Linked DNA regions of Homo sapiens: region 1 is linked to region 2. The links are chromatin loops, found by intact Hi-C in ENCODE. Cell type or tissue: Caco-2. All regions are shown on one strand. Links, peaks and the distances in the headings refer to the core of each region. The heading gives the core; the rest is flanking DNA. Region 1 has its middle 13 kb from the start of PON2. Region 2 holds the start of PON3 (paraoxonase 3).

What was found. Peaks named below come from ENCODE experiments on the same cell type or tissue, not always from the same donor. Only the 100,000 strongest peaks of a DNase experiment are listed, where the experiment ranks them.
Region 1: a loop joins it to region 2, with 7 times the contacts of the local background. A loop is called at or near these places in 4 of 110 quality-filtered maps.

The regions. Positions count from the first base shown.
Region 1 is chr7:95,443,718-95,453,002 of GRCh38, forward strand. No RefSeq gene overlaps it. Among named protein-coding and RNA genes, the nearest start is that of PON2, 13 kb to the left of the region's middle. In Caco-2, for the core only: no CTCF peak of the experiment used is centred there; no DNase peak of the experiment used is centred there.
Region 2 is chr7:95,391,982-95,401,266 of GRCh38, forward strand. PON3 (paraoxonase 3) reads right to left here and starts at 4,394. Exons shown (of 9, transcript NM_000940.3): 1 at 4,296-4,394; 2 at 2,663-2,733. The coding sequence starts at 4,369. LOC107986822 (a long non-coding RNA gene) reads left to right here and starts at 4,491. Exons shown (of 2, transcript XR_007060439.1): 1 at 4,491-5,047. In Caco-2, for the core only: CTCF peaks have their summits at 4,234 and 4,433; DNase peaks (open chromatin) are centred at 4,240 and 4,770; H3K4me3 peaks cover 2,304 bases.

The DNA.
Region 1 (9,285 bases), core at 899-8,898, 52 kb after region 2:
TGAGCTGTGTTCGTGACACTGCACTCCAGCCTGGCTGACAGAGTAAGAGCCTGTCTCAAAAAAAAAAATAATAATAATAATAATTTCAACAAGGTGGTAATCTTAACAGATAATTACTAAAGCGTTATCAAGGAAGACAATATGCATCACTGATCTATTTCTTAAGAAAAAATAATAAATAAAATTAAAACCTCATGATTTTATAACCTAATAGAATTTTGTAAGCACAGGTTTTCAACAGGTAGCTGTAATTTTAATTAAATATTCCATCTTCCTCAAACCTTTGTATACAAGCTCTAGTAATGCCACTTTATTTTGCCTATTTTTTCTTCAAGACAAAATCAAAAAGGATAATTTTAAAAAGATCATGCCTGTAGTCCCAGCACTTTGGGAGGCCAAGGCAGGTGGATCACATGAGGTCAGGAGTTCGAGACCAGCCTGACCAACATGGCGAAACCCCATCTCTACTAAAAATACAAAATTAGCCAGGCGTGGTGGCACATGTCTGTAATTCCAGCTACTTGGGAGGCTGAGGCAGGAGAATTGCTTGAACTCAGGAGGCAGAGGTTGCAGTGGGCTGAGATTGCGCCATTGTACTCCAGCCTGGGCAACAAGAGTGAGACTCCGTCTCTAAAAAAGAACACTCAGCTTCAATATTAGGATCCTCCCAGTTTTGCCCTAGGATGAAAGCTTTATGCCAAGGATTTCAGCTTTCTCTCTGTTCTGCCTTCTCTTCCAGACCATGCCTCAAAGGCTATTACTTCACACGGAACCTGCCTGCATGTTCTTTTGCTATTAAAAGTAATGGCAAGAACCCCAATTACTTTTGCACCAACATATAGCAAACAAACAAGAGTCTTAGTTCCTCAAGAAGATTTCTACCTTTAGTCCTTTGAAAATAACAAGTGTTTTCTCCTGGTTATATTTGGAAAATATGGTCTCTATTGACAATAGCTTCCCACCCCAGTGACTCTTTTCAAGCATGCTTTTTTGCTTCTCTCATTAATATTCCCTAAACCATTAGAAGATGTTTCACTCCTTGCCACGGTCATATTATCAAATAAAACTAAACTCTCAACGTTAGTGCCAAAATTGCATTCTGAATATAGTTTGTATTTTTTAGTTTTGCCCGTTATGTGAAGCTCCTCAAGCAGAAAGGTGGTTGGAAAATGTAGTGCTAGGAGATTAGCTTTCTGTTGCTAATAAAAAGAGCAAGGTTAACCCCCTTGACACAGACTCATTTTGAGACAAGATAGAGGGTCAGAAGTATGTTGACCCAGATTATTGAACCCAAAATAGGTACACATAACTTGATAAAGGGCTTTCTTTATTTTTCCATACACAGGCAATACATGAATGCTCTTGCATTGCAAAATATTCAAAGGTTACTGGTAAAATTATAGTCTCCCTGGCTTTCTTCTAGAAGAAAACACTATTTTCAGCTTAAGATGTATGCCTTTCTTATCATCATCTTATTTTCTTACTTATTATCATTCTCTTATTTTCATATGTGTAATTAAAAAAAAAGTTCCTGTAGAAACATATGGTACTATTGTGTGTGTGTGTGTGTGTGTGTGTGTGTGTGTATATATTCAGCAATATTGTCAACTAATTTTTTGGTGCCCCAAGCATGACTTTTTTTTGCCATAGAAAATACTCTACCATCCAGGTGCAGTGGCCCACACCTGTAATCCCAACACTTTGGGAGGCCAAGGCAGGCAGATCACCTGAGGTCAGGAGTTTGAGACTAGCTTGGCCAACACTGTGAAACCCTGTCTCTACTAAAAATATAAAAATTAGCCGGATGTGGTGGTGCATGCCTGTAATCCCAGCTACATGCCTCGGGAGGCTGAATCAGGGGAATCGCTTGAACCCAGGAGGCAGATATTGCAGTGAGCCAAGATCATGCCACTGCACTCCAGCCTGGGTGACAGAATGAAACTGTCTCAAAATTAAAAAAAAAAAAAGAAAAGAAAAGAAAATACTTTTCAAAGGTTATCTTTGGTTTTAAAAATTAGCAGTTTATTAAAGGTATAGGCTATGAAACCAAATTTTAGCAATCACTTGTAAGAGGTCTTTGATTAATGTGAAGTCCAATTTATAAATGTAGTTACCTAGACTTCTTTATGTCAAGCTGTATTCACAAAAACTGACATATTCTTTTTCCTTTTTAAGCTCTACATTGTGTGATTTAACAAAATTTTTTGAGTACTTAAATAACTCATATATCAAATAAATTGATTCTTTTCTTTTTTTTAAACAAGGTCTTTCTCTCTGTTGCCCAGGCTGAAGTACAGTGGTGCAATCATGGTTCACTGTAGCCTCGACTTCCTGAGCTCAAAAAATCAAGTAGTCCTCCCACCTCAGTCTCCCGAGTAGGTGGGACTACAGGCATGTGTCACCAGGCCTGGCTAATTTTTTTATATTTGTAGAGACGAGGTCTCACTATATTGCCCAGGCTGGTCTGGAACTCCTGGGATCAAGTCATTCTCTTATCTTAACCTCCCAATGTGCTGAGATTACAGGTATGAGCCTCCAAGCCTGGCCAAAGAGGTGATTCTTAAGTTTTCTTAATGTTCCGCTCCATTAATGTTTATAAAGAAATGATACTAAATTAAACTCACAAGTCTAAATAAATTACTTAATAATACATTTAAAATTAGAATCACAAGACTGTTGTTCAAATAAGCTATTCTTCTACTAGACCAAATCTAAATTATTACAGGTATATAGACAATAAATATGTGTAAAATTCTTAATACTAAATTGTTGATAATACAGATTTATCTTGACATTTATATACTTAATTTCAAATATTCTTGGGGTTGAAAAATGCTTACCTACTAAAGAAAACTTACGTTATCTCACATGATTTTTGAGCTTATTTTGCTATATAATTTTGAGGTTGCTTTCTTTGCTTGATGGTGTTTCCTAGCAAACAGAGGATATAAACTGTTATATGAGTGAACCACTGTGACCATGATGATATGCACCAATCTCAAGAGTGAGCTAGCCACATACCTATCTTACATCCCTGGATTTTAGCCATATCATCACTGCATTGGGTTATCTAGAGAAACAGAAGTAACAGAGTATTTATACATAGAAAGAGAGGTTTATTTTGAAGACCTTGCTCATGCAATTACAGAGGCTTTGTAAGTCCGAAATCTGCAAGGAAGGCTTGCACGCTGGCGACTCAGGGAAGAGGTACTGTCTCAATCTAAAGGCAGTCTACTATCAGCATTCCTTCTCCCTTGGGAAAGGTCAGTCTTTGTTCTATTAAGACCTTCAGTTGATTGGATGAGGCCTACCTACATTATGAAGAGTAATTTGCTTTACGTAAACTCCACGAATTTCAGTGTTAATCTTATCCAAAAAACGCCTTCACAGAAACATCCAGAATAACATTTGACCAACTATCTGAGCATACTGGCCTAACCAAGTTGACATATAAAATTGATCATTACAGTTACTCATAATTTAAATCAGATTAGAATGTGAACTCCTCACCCAGTTGGCAACATCACTTGATTAAATTTTGTGTTTCTATGGCTAAAATAAGAAAATCTGGCCAGGAGCAGTGGCTCACACCTATAATGCCAGTGCATGGGAGGCCAAGGTAGGAGGATCACTAAAGTTCAGAAGTTTGAGAACAGCCTGGGCAACACAGGAAACGCCATCTCTACAAATAATTTAAAAATTAGCTGGGTATGGTGGTGCACACCTGCAGTCCCAGCTACTCAGGAGGCCAAGGTAGGAAGATTGCTTGGACCTTGGGAGGTGGAGGCTGCAGTGAGCCATGATTGTACCACTGCACATTAGCCTGGGTGACAGAGTGAGACCCTGTTTCAAAAAAAAATTTTAAGTAAATGTATTTCCATGTAACCATTAAGACTTTTGAACTTGCATAAAACCTACCTGAACTCTTTTATTATACTGTCTATCAATACTGTCTATCATTAAGACCATATAAAACTGTTACAAATATTTAAGTATTATCTCTGAGCAGGTGGTCACGTATGCATACTATCCTTGTTGGTTCTAATTCTTTATTAGTACTTTATTCTTTGATGCATAATAGTACTTTGTTTGTACTTAATAGTACAAAGTACTTTAATAGTACTTTAAAATACTAATACTAAGTGTTAAAACGTATTTGGTAATTTACTTAATGGTACAAAGTACTTTAATGGTACTTTGTTCTTTGATTAAATAGTATTATTAAAGTACTTTATTAATATAATATATAAATATAATAAAGTATTAATAGTACTTTATTTTTTGATGCATAATAGTTCATTGAATGGGTGTACCATAGTTTGTTTTACTGATAAAATATTATAGATGTATCTTATAGTTTACATTCTTATATGAATAGTCATTCAGATTGTTTCTAATTTTTGCTACCATAAATAATTCTTCAATAAATAATCCTGGATGTGGTTTCTTATACAACAGTACAGGTGTTTCTATAGAATAAATGCTTAGAATTAGATTTGCTGGGGTGCACATATTAATTTTAATCAATGACTATACTGCCAATTGCCCTCCAGAGTAGTTATACTAATTTAATACATAAGCAATATGAAAATACCTCTTCCCCTCATTCTTACCAGTAGATATAATTTAAAAATTTTATATTTTGCCAGACTTGCATTAAAAAAGAGTATTTTATTTTCCTTTTTATTTGCATTCTTCTGAATTCTTGTGAAGCTAAGTAACTTTTTGGATATTCATTTGCCATTTATAATTCTGCAATTGGCTTTCTTATATATTCTTATATATTATATATTCTGCAATTGGCTTTCTTATATAGAAACAGATATATATATATCTGTTTCTGGAATCTTTATCCTTTTGTGTATTGAGCTGTTTTACTTATCGTATCAATAGCTCACTATTTTAATCACTATAGATTTATAATACAACTTCACATTAGGTTGAATGAGTTTATTGTTCTAGCCCAATTTTTTTTTTTTTAAATCTTGGTTATTCTTAAAAATGTACAGTTTCATATAATTTTATAATCACCAGGTAAAGGTATGAAAAATCATTTTGACCTTAGGCATGTTGTACACTGAATTTATAGATTAATTTTTGGAGAATTGACATTTTTTTAAATGGTGGATGTTCCCATCCTTGGACTTGGTATTTATTCATTTATTTAGTTCTTCTTTTTGTCTGTAAAAAATGTTATTTTTTTCACAAGTATTGTGCATATTTATTTATTCCTAGGTAATTTATAGTTTTTTTGTGATATCATGGCATACTAGTTTCCCAGGGCTGACATAAAAAATTACCACAGGCCAGGCATGGTGGCTCACACCTGTAATCCCAACACTTTGGGAGGCCAAGGCTGGAGGATCGCTTGAGCCCAGGAGTTTGAGCCCTAACTGGGCAACAAAGTGAGATCCCTGTCTCTACAAAATAAAACTATTAGCCAGGTATGATTGTGCATGCTTGTAGTCCCAGCTATTCAGGCGGCTGAGACAGGAGAATTGCTTGAGCCCAGGAGTTTGAGGCTGCAGTGAGCCATGATTGTGCTACTACACTCCAGCCTGGGTAATAGAATGAGACCCTGTCTCAAAACAACAACAAAATTACCACAAAATCAGTGGCTTAAAAGAACAGAAATTTATTTTCTCATAGTTCTGATGGCCAAAGGTTAAAAATCAAGGTATAGGTAGGGCTACACTCCCTCCAGTGGCTCTAGAAGTGGATTCTTCCTTGCCCTGTTCAGTTTCTGCTGGCTCCTCATATTCCTTGGTTTGTGGCTGCATAACTCCAATCTCCGCTTTCATCTTCACATGGCCTTCCTCCCTGTGTCCCTAAAATTTTCATGTCTTTTCTCCTGCAGAGATACCAGTCACTGGATTTAGGGCTTATCCTAAATCCCAGATGATTTTATCTCGAGATCCTTGAATAATTACATGTGCAAAGACTCTATTTCCCAATAAAGTCACATTTTGAGGTTCTGAGTAAACATGAATTTCAGGGGACATTACAATTAGGAAATAACTTTTTTTCTGACATATATTCTAACTGGTCACTAATTAATGTAATATAGAAAAGATATTAATTTTTACATGTAAATTATACATCTAGGCTCTGTTGCTCTGGCTGGAGTGCAGTGGCGCAATTATAGCTCACTACAGACTCAACCTCTGGGGCTCAAACTGGGACCATATGTGTGTGCCACCATGCCAAGCTAATTTTTTTTTTTTTTGGAAAGATGGGCTCTCCTTATGTTCCCCAGTCTGGTCTCAAGCTCCTGGGCTCAAGCAATCCTCCCATCTTGGCCTTTCAAAGTCTTGGGATTACAGGTGTGCACCACCATGCCTGGCCTAAGTTTTTGATAGATACCTTTTTTCAAGTTAAAGAAGTTTCCTTATATACTTACTGTGCTAAGACTATTTAAGAAGATAAAATATAGGGCATATAAGCTTAGAAGTTGCCACTGTGTTCTAACAACAAGTATTAATAAAAATCTGAACAAACTGAAAAATCAGCAACTCTTCTTAGATCCATCAGAGAAGTGAGGTCACAGGGCAATCTACCACCCCCCAAATTAGAGAAATAGGCAACTACAAAGAATCACCACAACTTACAGGAGCAGAAACCCAAGAGCAGAAATCTCCAGACCATCCAATGCCAGGGAAGGAACACCTGAATTACAACTGCTGGTGGTGCAGTGAGGTCAAGTCTGACAGTTTACGAACCCCAGGGAAAGCCAGTCATAGGGAGATTCCCATGCTTTTCTGAATTTTACTTCCAGGAGCTCTGACAAGTCTTCATAGTGAGTGTCAGAGAAAAATCCCCTCCTGCTTTTGGTAGAGGGAGGGAAAAAGTATTCTGAAATACTTCATTGCATTCTACTCTTCTTAACAAGGTGTGACCTCAGAAGAAACTGTTTCACAAAAACCTAACCTACTAGGGTTTCATCAGAGCCTAACCTACCTTAGGGAAGAAAAATACCCAGTGACAGCTCTAGTCTAGTCATCCCGTTCTACCTTTAGTGATCTGGCGGTAAGGTATTGGGGGCGGAAAATGGTTTTACAGTCTGAGTCTTCTGGTGAGCCTGTGCACTTAACCAGCGCTTCTCAGTTTTTCCCCCAACTAAGGTACACCACCACACCCGGCTAATTTTTGTATTTTTAGTAGAGACAGGGTTTCACCATGTTGGCCAGACTGGTCTCGAACTTCTGATCTTGTGATCTGCCTGCCTCGGCTTACCAAAGTGCTGGGATTACAGGCGTGAGCCACCGCGTCTGGCACCTCCACACTCTTTAATACTTGGTATTGTCTTTTTTTTACCCCTTTTCCATTCTGGTGGATGTAAAATGGTATTTGATTTTGTTAACTCAAACTATTTAGAATATATTTTATTTATAAATTCATGGAATTTAAAAAAGGAATCAATTTATTTGTTTGAAATTTTATTGCAATAAGGTCCAAAACCATGATTGGTATCATGACTGTTCTCTGAAAATGTTGAGATCTCTTTTGTGGTATAGTATATGACCAAATTTTATAATGAATGGTTATTTGATAAGTATTTGTATCTTTATTAGATATGGAGTTCTTCTGTTTCCTATAAATTAAAGATTTTAATAAAAATTCAAGCATATGTTTATATTTATATTGTTTTGAATATTGTTGCTCCATCTTCATTTTTCCTAAATGGACTTTTCTAATAGTCTCTTTCAACACTTGTATTAAATAAATTTGGATCTCCTGGATGGGTCATTTAAGTCTTCCTTTTCTTCCTTTACATCTTTTTCTGTGTGTGTCCTGTATTCTGAGAAAAAAATTTTTTTTTTTTGTACAGCTCACTAATTTGCTCTTTTTTTGGTGTCCCATCTGCTATTCTACTCATCTATTGAATGATCCATTTCAAAAATGAAACCTTTACGTGATTGCTTGTTGATCTTTTTTTTTTTTTTTTTTTTTTTTTCTGAGATGGAGTCCCACTCTGTTGCCCAGGCTGGAGTGCAATGGCTCCATCCTGGCTCACTGCAACCTCTACCTCCCGGGTTCAAGTGATTCTCCTGCCTCAGCCTCCCGAGTAGCTGGGATTACAGGCAACTGCCACCACACCCAGCTAATTTTGTGATAGAGACGGGGTTTCACCATGTTAGCCAGGTGGGTCTTGAGCTCCCAACCTCAGGTAATCCACCCACCTCGGCCTCCCAAAGTGCTGGGATTACAGGCATAAGCTACCGTGCCTGGCCTGCTGGTTGATTCTTTTAAAAGAATTGCTGGTGAAAATACTCTCTTGTATCTCTTGGAACATACTGTATTAATTAAACTTAGAATAAAATCAAAAGTCTAATGGCCTAGAATGGCCTACATTAGAATAAAATAAAAAATCTAATGGCCTAGAATGGCCTATATGACAGGGCCCCCTGTGCATTCTCTGACCTTTTCCCCTCATTCCCATTCTGCTCCAAACATTTTGGCCTCCCTGCTGTTGTCAACATTTCAAAGCTCTAAGCACATACACTTGTTCCTAGCCCTGCTGCTGTGGTCTCCCCCTGGATGATAGGAGCTTGCTCTGGCACATTATTCAGGTCTCTGTTTAACAGTCATTTCCTCAGCAGAGAGGGATTCCCTGGCTACCTTACCCAAAGTGGCACTTCATATCCTCATATGTATTCTCTTTCCCCCACCGCTTACTTACTGTGCTTTATTTTTGTCCAAAATACTTTTTGCCTACAGATATTTTGTTTTGCTTATTTTTTCATTGCCTGTCTCAATCAGTAAACTGCAATGTCTGTGATGGTAGAGACCTTGCCTGTTTTGTTTACTGCAGTGTCCCTCAAAATTAAGAGTGTCCGGTACACATTAGAGAGGCTCAAGAAATATGTGTTGAATGAAGTGATGATGGTGTTTCTAAAGTCCAGTGCTGCCTACTCTATTAACTTTGTTTGTGTGTTCATTCTTCCATATTTGGTGCCTCTGTCTCATGATGCTGGCTTACTTCAATTATTCATGTGTGCATTTTTGTATTTGGGAGGCCCTGCCAGGCCATCCTAAGAAAGCTCAATTTAATCACTCCAGTCTGCTTATGGAAGAAACTCTTAAAGTCATGCTGGAGTGGACCAGCAGACTGCCGCTAGCTGCTTTTGGGGAGAGGCAGAATAGGCTGCTGGTTGGGGTGTACCTATAGCTAGTCTCTGGGCTAGATACTCCTCATTGTCCTGACAGTGACCATTATTCTAAAGGCCCTAGTCCTTCCTTTCCAATTGAGGCCCCTACATTTGTTACTGCTGCCTAAAGGCAGGT
Region 2 (9,285 bases), core at 339-8,338:
ACCCCCTAGTTCCGGACCATTGGGCAAGCAACTTAATTCTTCTGTATGTCAATTTCCTAATCTGCAAAGCATAGATAGCAGCATCCACTTTACAAATTGGTTATGAGGATGATGTAGATGTTTGTAAAGGACTCAACAGGCTGCTCATAGTCACCAGGCCTTTGATAAAGCAGCTTTTTCAAAACATATATATCAGTATTGTCCTACTGACACATGACCCATCATCATTCTAACTTGTTTAGTTCACCAAACATATGCCAATAGACATGAGAAGTAACATGGCATTTCTTTCTTCTGCTCCCAGCCTGCTTCCAACTATTTAAGCCATTTTCTTCAAAATATTTGGCAAATCAGAACATTGACCTAAGACTCACAATATTAACTGTAATTTTACCTTCTCAAATCTAGTTGAGTGATACAATTCGAGTCAGACTAGACCCTACCAATCATCTAGTCTAATTATACCTCTTGATTATTTGCAGGCTTATATATTTTGACAGTTATTTGTATAGTGAATATGAATACTACTACACCACAAAACAGTAAACAAATGAGTAAATGTCACATTTCCTTATTTTTAAAATCAAATTAAATCACTCTGATATCCTATTCCACTAAGTTGATGGAAAATCCAATCTGAGTCATTACTGGGTTTGTCTGTTAGGGTTATGAAATCATTTTAAGTGGTGGGTTCTAAACCTAAGCAGAATGTTTTGGAAAGGCCATCTGGCATTCATTCTACACTACGTATCATCGAATTATTCATTGCCAAAGTTACTGGTCCCTTTAATTTAGACAATTCTGCTACTTCCATGTAATGCATTGACACAAGGTCTTTACCTTAGCTGGAACACAGGGTCCAGCGTCCCTAAAGATACCTTGCAACCATTCCTTCTGAGGTCCTGCTCCTCTCCCAGAATGCTGTCAGCCAGTGGGGTAAGGATCCCCATTATTCAAAGATATCCACATATTCATATCCCTTCTCCAACAGAATCCCTTGAAGGGGCTCAGGTTTTTAAAAACAATTCAGGAAAGGCGTTTTCTTTGGTTTCTTCTGCTTTCCAGCTGCTAGCACAAACCACCTCTAAGACTAGGGAGTGCAAGGTTCAGATTACTTTATTTTTTAGAAATTGAGAGGCAAGAAAAGGCAGAAAACTCAAATCAAAAGGGTACTTTTTCTGTATTTTTAAATATAGCAATAAAATAGAAAATCATATCCCAAAATAAGCTATCTCATCACATTCTAATAAATAAGTCACAGTTCTTGGCCCTAGGGAGTTTACAATCTGATAGTGAAAGAGAGAACACTGCTAGCTATAATACAAGGCATGTGGCAGGTGTCATAAGTGAATCGGAGCTTCAGAGTGCTGTGAGAGTTCAGAGGAAGGAGATGAATTTTGCAGCTGATTTTAGTAAGCAGAGACAGAGGAATCAGTAAGTTTGGAGGGAATTTCATAAGCAAAGGTGAGAAGGTGAAAGAACATATTCCCAGAACAGGGAACACAATCTAGCCTGATTTTATTTTATTTTTCTGTTAGCAATGTCAGGAAGAATTGGAGCTGTGGAGCCCAAATAAGCAGGTGTGGCATTAACTAGTAGGTGAGATTAGCCCATGTCTCACGTAGAAGCATGAGGGACAAGCGGGGAACAATGGTTCCTGGATTTTGAACTGAATCTTTTGAGAATGGGGGTACCATACATAGGAAAAGTCTAGAAGCAGAGCTGGTTGTGGGTGGGAGGATGAGGGAGAAAACGACAGAAATGTAAAATAGATTTCAGCTTAGGGAGAGTTTGAGCTGGAGCTGCCCTTTAACTGACTAAAAAAGAAGGGCTGCAGTTTGAAAGGTTAGGGACTGGGCCATGGATTTTTTATGAATTTTTTTAAAAGAAGGTAGGTAGGCTGTGAGGTTCCTTCGTTTATTATTTTTTTTAAGACAAAGTCTCGCTCTGTCGCCAGGCTGGAGTACAGTGGCGCGATCTCAGCTCACTGCAACCTCCGATGACTCCCTGGTTCAAGTGATTCTCCTGCCTCAGCCTTCCGAGTAGCTGGGATTACAGGCACACGCCGCCAACATGCCCGGCTAATTGTTATATTTTTAGTAGAGATGGGGTTTCACCATGTTGGCCAGGATGGTCTCGATCTCCTGACCTCATGATCCGCCCCCCTCGGCCTCCCAAGTGCTGGGATTACAGGTGTGAGCCACTGCGCCCAGCCTGCTGTGAGGTTCTTGAGGGGAGGGGCTGAGTCATATTATTTGAAAAAAAATAACACTTGAAGCCAGGAATGACAATAAGGAAAGGGAGGGAGGAAGGAAAGAAGAAAGAAGCAAAAAAAGGAAAGGTAACAGAGGACAAGGAGGAGAGTGAAATACCACAGATGGGAAAGGAGAAGCATTCAGTGAGGGGAAAACCAGGGAGTGGTCAATGACATTCTTTAGGTAATGTGGAGAGATGTCAGTAAGGAAATGTGCTGAGAAAAACCCACAAAGAATGTCATTTAGTACACCCCTGAAGACCTTGCATGGGGCAGAGTGGACGGGGCAGATGTCCCACTGGGAGGGCTTAAGTAGTGACAGGTAATTAAATGAGCTGGTAGGGCTCAGTCAGGTGGATGACGACCAAGAAGCTGTGCTGGCTCCTCTTGGTACTGTCACATACATACCAAGTTCCTCAATAAGGTGGCAGTTTTCAGGTTCTACTGGCTCCACTTCTCGAGAGGCATTCACCCTTTCTCTGTAGAAGATAAAACCCAACCCTGGAAGTCAAGGCACAGCATTCAAAATGTATGTTTAAATGTGGACTTCAATCATCTTCGTGTTGGTTAACTATCTTTATCATAATTTATGAATGACATAACAAGTAAGTAGGTACTTCCTTTCATGTTTATTTACATAATGTAGACATTATGTGGGTATTTTACCTATATCAGCTAACCTTACCCAGTTATTGCTGAAAAACTGTATAATATGATTCAACATGGAAAATTCTGCTGCCCAAATAAAAGACACTATTTAATAGTATGAGTAATTGAACAATATTATTAATTTAAATGCACGAAATAGCCCTAATTTTCTAAAGTATCGTCTGTTATAAATCTGCACTTAATCCCCTACAGTCTTGCCCTTTGAACTTTTCCTTCCAAACTGCTTTCCCAAAATTCAACAGGGTCTCCTAATAGTCAAACTCTATCACTTTTGCTTTAATTTTTAAATTTTATGCTGACTTACTCCGCAAGTATGTAAATTCATTAAACCAACCACAATTTAAACAATTGGCCGATTTATTTTTCAACACAATTTTCTTGTTTCCAGAGTGAAAAGGAATGTTTCCACATTCTTCTAATATCAGGGATAATTTAAAATTTTTATTAAAGTATATTCAGAAAGACTCAATACTTATCTTACAGTCATTTATTTAAAAAAATACCCTTAGATCTACTTTATTATTATTACTATTATTTTATGATTCTCCATGTGGTTGCACTGGGAGCAAATGTAACAATAAAACTCTCAAACTGGAAGTATTACTAATAGGCACCAGGCACCTCAACAGATTCTAGACGTGATCCTCTAAGAAGACCAGCTTCAACTAAGAGAAATACATAAACACTCAAAGACAACTGAAAGCAAGCAGAGGCTTTCGATCCACTCATGAATGTGTATTATCACTTAAAGGTTCTTCTTTCTAGCCCAGTATTGACTTTTCCTGAGACATTTCTAGGCTGGCTATCACCATTGTATCTTCCACTTCAAAAGGTCAAATGCCTACAAAATGCCAGTTACCGCCTGCAGGTTTCAGCTGGTTTGCCCTGCTGTCTGGCCAGCTCTTTAAATCTAGGATAGGTTCCATAACCCAGTACTTCTGCATGGTTAGCCAGACCTGGGCAATGTCTCAGTCAGCCGTAAACATCCAACTGGTAGCCTGATCCTCTCTCCCAAGTCCGGCGTTTCCAATGGACGTCCTTTTTTCCCAAGCAGAATGTTGAGGGCGAGCTGGGAAAGGGGTCATCACGTTCAGAAAGTAAAAGGGGGTCATGACCTTCAGAAAGCAAAGTGGGGGATCATAACCTTCAAAAAATAAATGGGACTAATTCGGCTCGGCAGTCTTTGGAAACGCAAGTAGCTCACTTTCCCCATAAGCGAGTCTCAAGGGGCGGTTTGCTGGGTGAGATGGAGGAGTGAGGTTCCAAAGCTGCTCTTTCCTACCCGCTAGGAAGGGGGCGCCAGGCAGCCCCTGACCTCACTTGGAAGAGGAGAGAAAGAGAGTCGAAGACGCCCTGTCAAGATGCCACTCACCTAAACGCCAGGAACATCTCCCCGACTAAGGACAGGCCGACCCCCAGCAGGACCAGCGCCACGAGCTTCCCCATGGTCTCGGGGTGCCCAGCGGCGACTGCGCGGCGCCGAGAGCTCTCGGGGGCGCGGCGGGCGGTTCCTGCCTCGCGTACGGATTGGGGCCCGCTCGGCCCCGCCCGCACACGCCTCCTACTTACCTGAGCGGCCCGGGTGCCGCAGCAGGGCGCTGACGAGTCCCGCCGAGCCCCGCCGCCCGGGTTCAAGGCCGCCTTCACGCCCACGATTCCTTGTTTTTTGGGCAGAGGTCAAGGCTCAACGGAGAGGGAGCCCGGGACCGAGTTGTGGTGGGAGTTTGCTCCTAACACCCGCGAAATCCTACCTCAATTCCTCAGATGGCCTGAGGGAGAAACCGGAGGGCCCGGGAATGGCGGGGAGCTCCAGTTCAGAGCCGGAACTCCGGACTTCTGCAAGGCCAGACGTGAGGCGACACTGAATTGCTCCCGAGACGCGGGAAGGGCGAAGGCAATCGAAGCGAAGAGCTTTAACTCATCTTCTCCAGGATTTGGGGCACGGGAACCTGTCTCCTGACCTTCGTGCCTTACCTCGGAGTGTGCTGCCCAGACGGACTTGTGAATAGCTGCGTCTGTCCCCATAGTTAACGGGAGAAGGAAACACCAGGAGAAAAGAAGGAAAAGACAGGAAACGGGAAGAGGAGCAGAGGCGAGGAAGGGGAAGGTCATTTCCTTGGCAGGGTAGGCCCTCTTTCTTCTAGGTCTTGAGTTCCTGCCAGGCAAGAAATGCTCTTTCCCCTCTCCTGATGAACACCAGGTTGGAGGGGGAGGAACTGAAGATGCGGGAAGACTTGGGGAGTTCGGGCAAAGTAGCACATTCAAGCATGATCTATTTTTATTTACGGACAGAAAGAAATATTAGTTCTGTTAGGTTCCACCGAGTAAACTATTTGTTGAGAGAGCAAGATTTGCCAATCCTGGGGGTATTAAGGAAAGAAAAGGTGGTCCCTGACCTATGGGATACATGATTCTAGTATGAATACGTAATTACAGGATGAATAATGAAGCCCACCGCTTATGCAGTACTGACTGTGTGCTTTGCCTGTGCTGACACCTATGTTAACGCATTTAATTATCAACACAATCTCTGGAGTGTGGGTAGCCTTACCCCAATTTTACAGGTGAGACCTGCAGCACAGATTGCTTATGTGGCTTGCTGTAGGTCAGGCAGCTGTCAAGCAGCAGACTCCAAAATCTGGGCCCTTAACTGAGCTGCCTCTACCATGCTGCCTCTAGAAAATCTATGGAAGAAGGGTTGTATTAAAAGGACAGTGTAACGTCTTGAATTGTATAGATTAGAGTTCTTGTTAAGATGACTAATGTTAAAAGAGTGCAAGCAGAGGAGGAATCGAAGTCAGGAGGGCTCACAGAGCTGAGGGGCCTGGGGTGTGATGTAGACATGCATGCAGGGTTTGGGAGTCAGGCTGCCTGGGTTTGGATCCAGCCTAGATAAAGTACTCAGCTTTATTGAGCTACAGATTCCTCTTCTGTAAAAGAACGTCCACCTCATAGGTAGCTTAAAATTAAATGTGATAATGAGTGTCAAGTGCTCTGCACTGTGCTTGATACGTTTTATGAAGTCAGTAAAGATTAACCACTAATTAATTCTGAACTTTGCTTGAGATTGTAGGCTCCTGTGGGAAGGACTCCATCGCATTGATCACTGGGTTTTCCCGTGCCATCCATAGAACTTTGTGCTTAATAATGACTCAATAAATATGATTAGATGGATGGATGTAAAATATGGACTTGGGAGAAAGAAAAATTAGAAGAATAAAAAATAAATGGAATGAATAATGAAATAATAATAGTCATATTATTATTTCACTCAGCGTTTGCATGCCTTGTCACATTACTTCTTATTAACCTTACCTACAAAGAAGTAAAGTGAATTGCTTGCTGCAAGTTTGATGGGACTAAAAAGAAGGAAAGTGAGGCTTTGAGGCTTAGAGAGGTAAAGTAATAATTCACTTAAGGTTACATAACTAAGTGTCAGTGCCTCCATCTGGACTCAGATCAGGTGACTCTAGAGCTCATGTTCCTTATCACTGTGTTTGCAGCATAGCATGAAGAAGGGGGTAAAGAAAGAAGCGTATTCTTGGGCAATTGATTGAAGTTCTGTGTTAGCTATAATTTGTTTAAAAATTCTTCACTTTAGGCAGAGGAGTCTCTGTGTGTGTGTGTGCATGTGTGTGTGTGTGTGTGTGTGTGTGTGTATACATTAACTTTAAACCCTAGAAGTGGTTAGTTTTTATTCGAATACCATAATCAGTAATTCAAATCCCCAGCATGGTAAATTAGCATTAAAGAATTCCAAACTTTGGAGGCCACTGTATCGAGTGTCACCATCTAAATCTGCTCTTGGCAATAGGCCAAATTGACTTGGTCAAGAGGCCACAGGTACATCAGTATTGTAAAAGGGGTTTGTTGACTTTGAAAGAGCAGGACAGATAAATTCAAAAGGCCTAAATTCAAGATCCAATTCCATTTGTAGTTGGCCCTTTAATCTTTTGAAATCACTTATCACCACCTCTGGACCCTTCTTTCCTTATATGTATAGTGGGGCTTTCAAAGAGCTAATGTAGACCAAATTCAATGCTATACGTTTAAACAGTAAGTAACACAATACTATATATAGATCTAGGGAGTCCCACACCATTGATAATCAAAATGCCATTAAGGGGGATGCAGAATATACATGTGGTATAATTCTAAGGTATAAAATTAGGGGAATTACATATTATCCACATATGTGTGTGTGTGTGTGTGTGTGTGTGTATATATATATATATATATAAACAATCTAGACATAAACTGAAGAGTAGTTACTTTGAGAGCAGAAGATTGGGGTCGTGGAGAGTGGGGAGGTCAGTGAGTATGGAAGGAGACTTTGCTTTTACTGTACGACCCTCTGTAATGTTTAAAATTTTCAAACTTTATATCTTGATCATGTTTACAATCGCTACATTTTTAATTTAAAAAGATTGTTTCTATCAGTGAATCTTGCCAAGAAAAAGAGGTGGCGATAGAGAAAAAGAGCAACAAATCAAAAGAGATTATGATTATATTGCAATAAAGCTGTTTTTTAAAAAGAGGATATGGATTTTAGAACATTAGGAAACATTGTCCTAAGCCATAGAAACCACTGTTTAAAACCTGGGTACGACTACATGGCATTAATGAGTCTAGTGCTGCTCAGAAGAGAGAAATGCTAGAGGACCAGATATTTGTATTATTTTAAGAAATGACTTCTATTATTTAGAAAATTTATTATTTTAAATTTATACTTATTTAAGTATTAAATATTTAGGTATATCTGAATTTAAATAAAATTCTCAATTTCATTCTGAAGATGCACTTAATAATGAAGTCAGGTAGTGAAAGTCTGATACCTTGTTTGGTGACTTCCTGCAACTCACCATGGGGAAGGTTCCCCCACTCAGGACTTCAGGTGCAACCTGTGGTGTGCTAGGAATCATCTGCGCTGAGTGTATTTAGCAGGATGAGCACCAGGGTTCCAGCAGGCTCACATTTCACTATGTAAGCACCAAGTGAATGGGGGGATCCTTGAGGGGCCACACTTTGCCAGGAAGGTTCTTTCCAGATTTATCTTCCACTTTAACTGTCTTCAGGGGATTTTTCATCAATATCTGGTAGCCCCTCAGCGACTCTAGTTTGGAACACATCTCAAGGTAGATTCAACATATTACATGAACTTGTCAGATTGTATGACAAGGAGAAGGAGTTAATTAAGTGGAGAAAGGGTGGTGAGGTTCACAGAAAGAGGTCGGGGTATCCGCAAGTAGGGGAATTGGAACAGAAATAGTCCAGTATGGATACAGCAGTGGTTCTCAAACTTCAGCAGGCCTAAGAATCACCTGGAGGGCTCCTTAAAAGAGAGATTGCTGAGTCCTAGACCCAGAGTTTGAGATTTGTTAGATTTGGGGTGGGGCTTGAGAATTTGCATCTCTAACAAGTTTGCAGGTGATGCTGATGCTGCTGGCCCAGGGACCATGCTTTGAGAATCACTGAGCTTAAAGATTTGGGAAGAAGATGGTGAGAATTGAATCTGGAGAGGAAGGCAGATTGTAGGCCAAGTTAAGAAACCTGAATTATATTCTAAGGGGCATTGGGAAGCCACTGGAAGTAACATGTTTTGGCAGGTGTTTTAGAAACATTGCTACACAATGATGAGAGTGGATTATGGAGCAGGTGGAGCACTTACCCTTCCTGGAGGCTAGGAGATAGTTAGATGCCTTTCTGGGTGAGATATGTGAGGGTGATTGGAGAAGGTGAGGAGATTGTTTCTCAAAGTTCTTAGAATTGTATGGATTTGAGAAATGTTTAGGTGGAGGGACTGGCAATTGTTTGGATATGAGCAAAGGGGTGGTGAGGGAGAGGGAGAAATGAAAGGTGTCTAGGCTTGGAGAATCTGCTAAAGAGGGCTGTATTTATGGATATGGGGACCAAGAAACAGAAGCAATATGAATAGAAAAACAGGGAATTCATTTTTAAACAATTTTTAGAGAAATGGTCTCACTCTGCTGGCCAGGCTTGAGTGCAGTGGTGTGATCATGGCTCACTGCAGCCTCTACTTCCCAGGCTCATGTGATCCTCCCACCTCAGCCTCTCATGTACCTGGGACTACAGCAGGTGCCACCATATATCTTATATATAAAGCTGTAGTAATTTTTTTTAAAGTTTTTTTTTTTTTAACATAGAGATGGGGGTCTTGCTATGTAGCCCGGACTGGTCATGAACTCCTGGGCTGAAGTGATCCTCCTGCCTCAGCCTCCCAAAATGCTGGGATTACAAGTGTCAGCCACTGTTCCCAGCCTCAGAGAGTCCATTTAAAGCTGTGGTTTCCATTTTATATTGTAGGAGAAATCTGGAGAGTTTTCTTCAAAGTGGAGTGACAA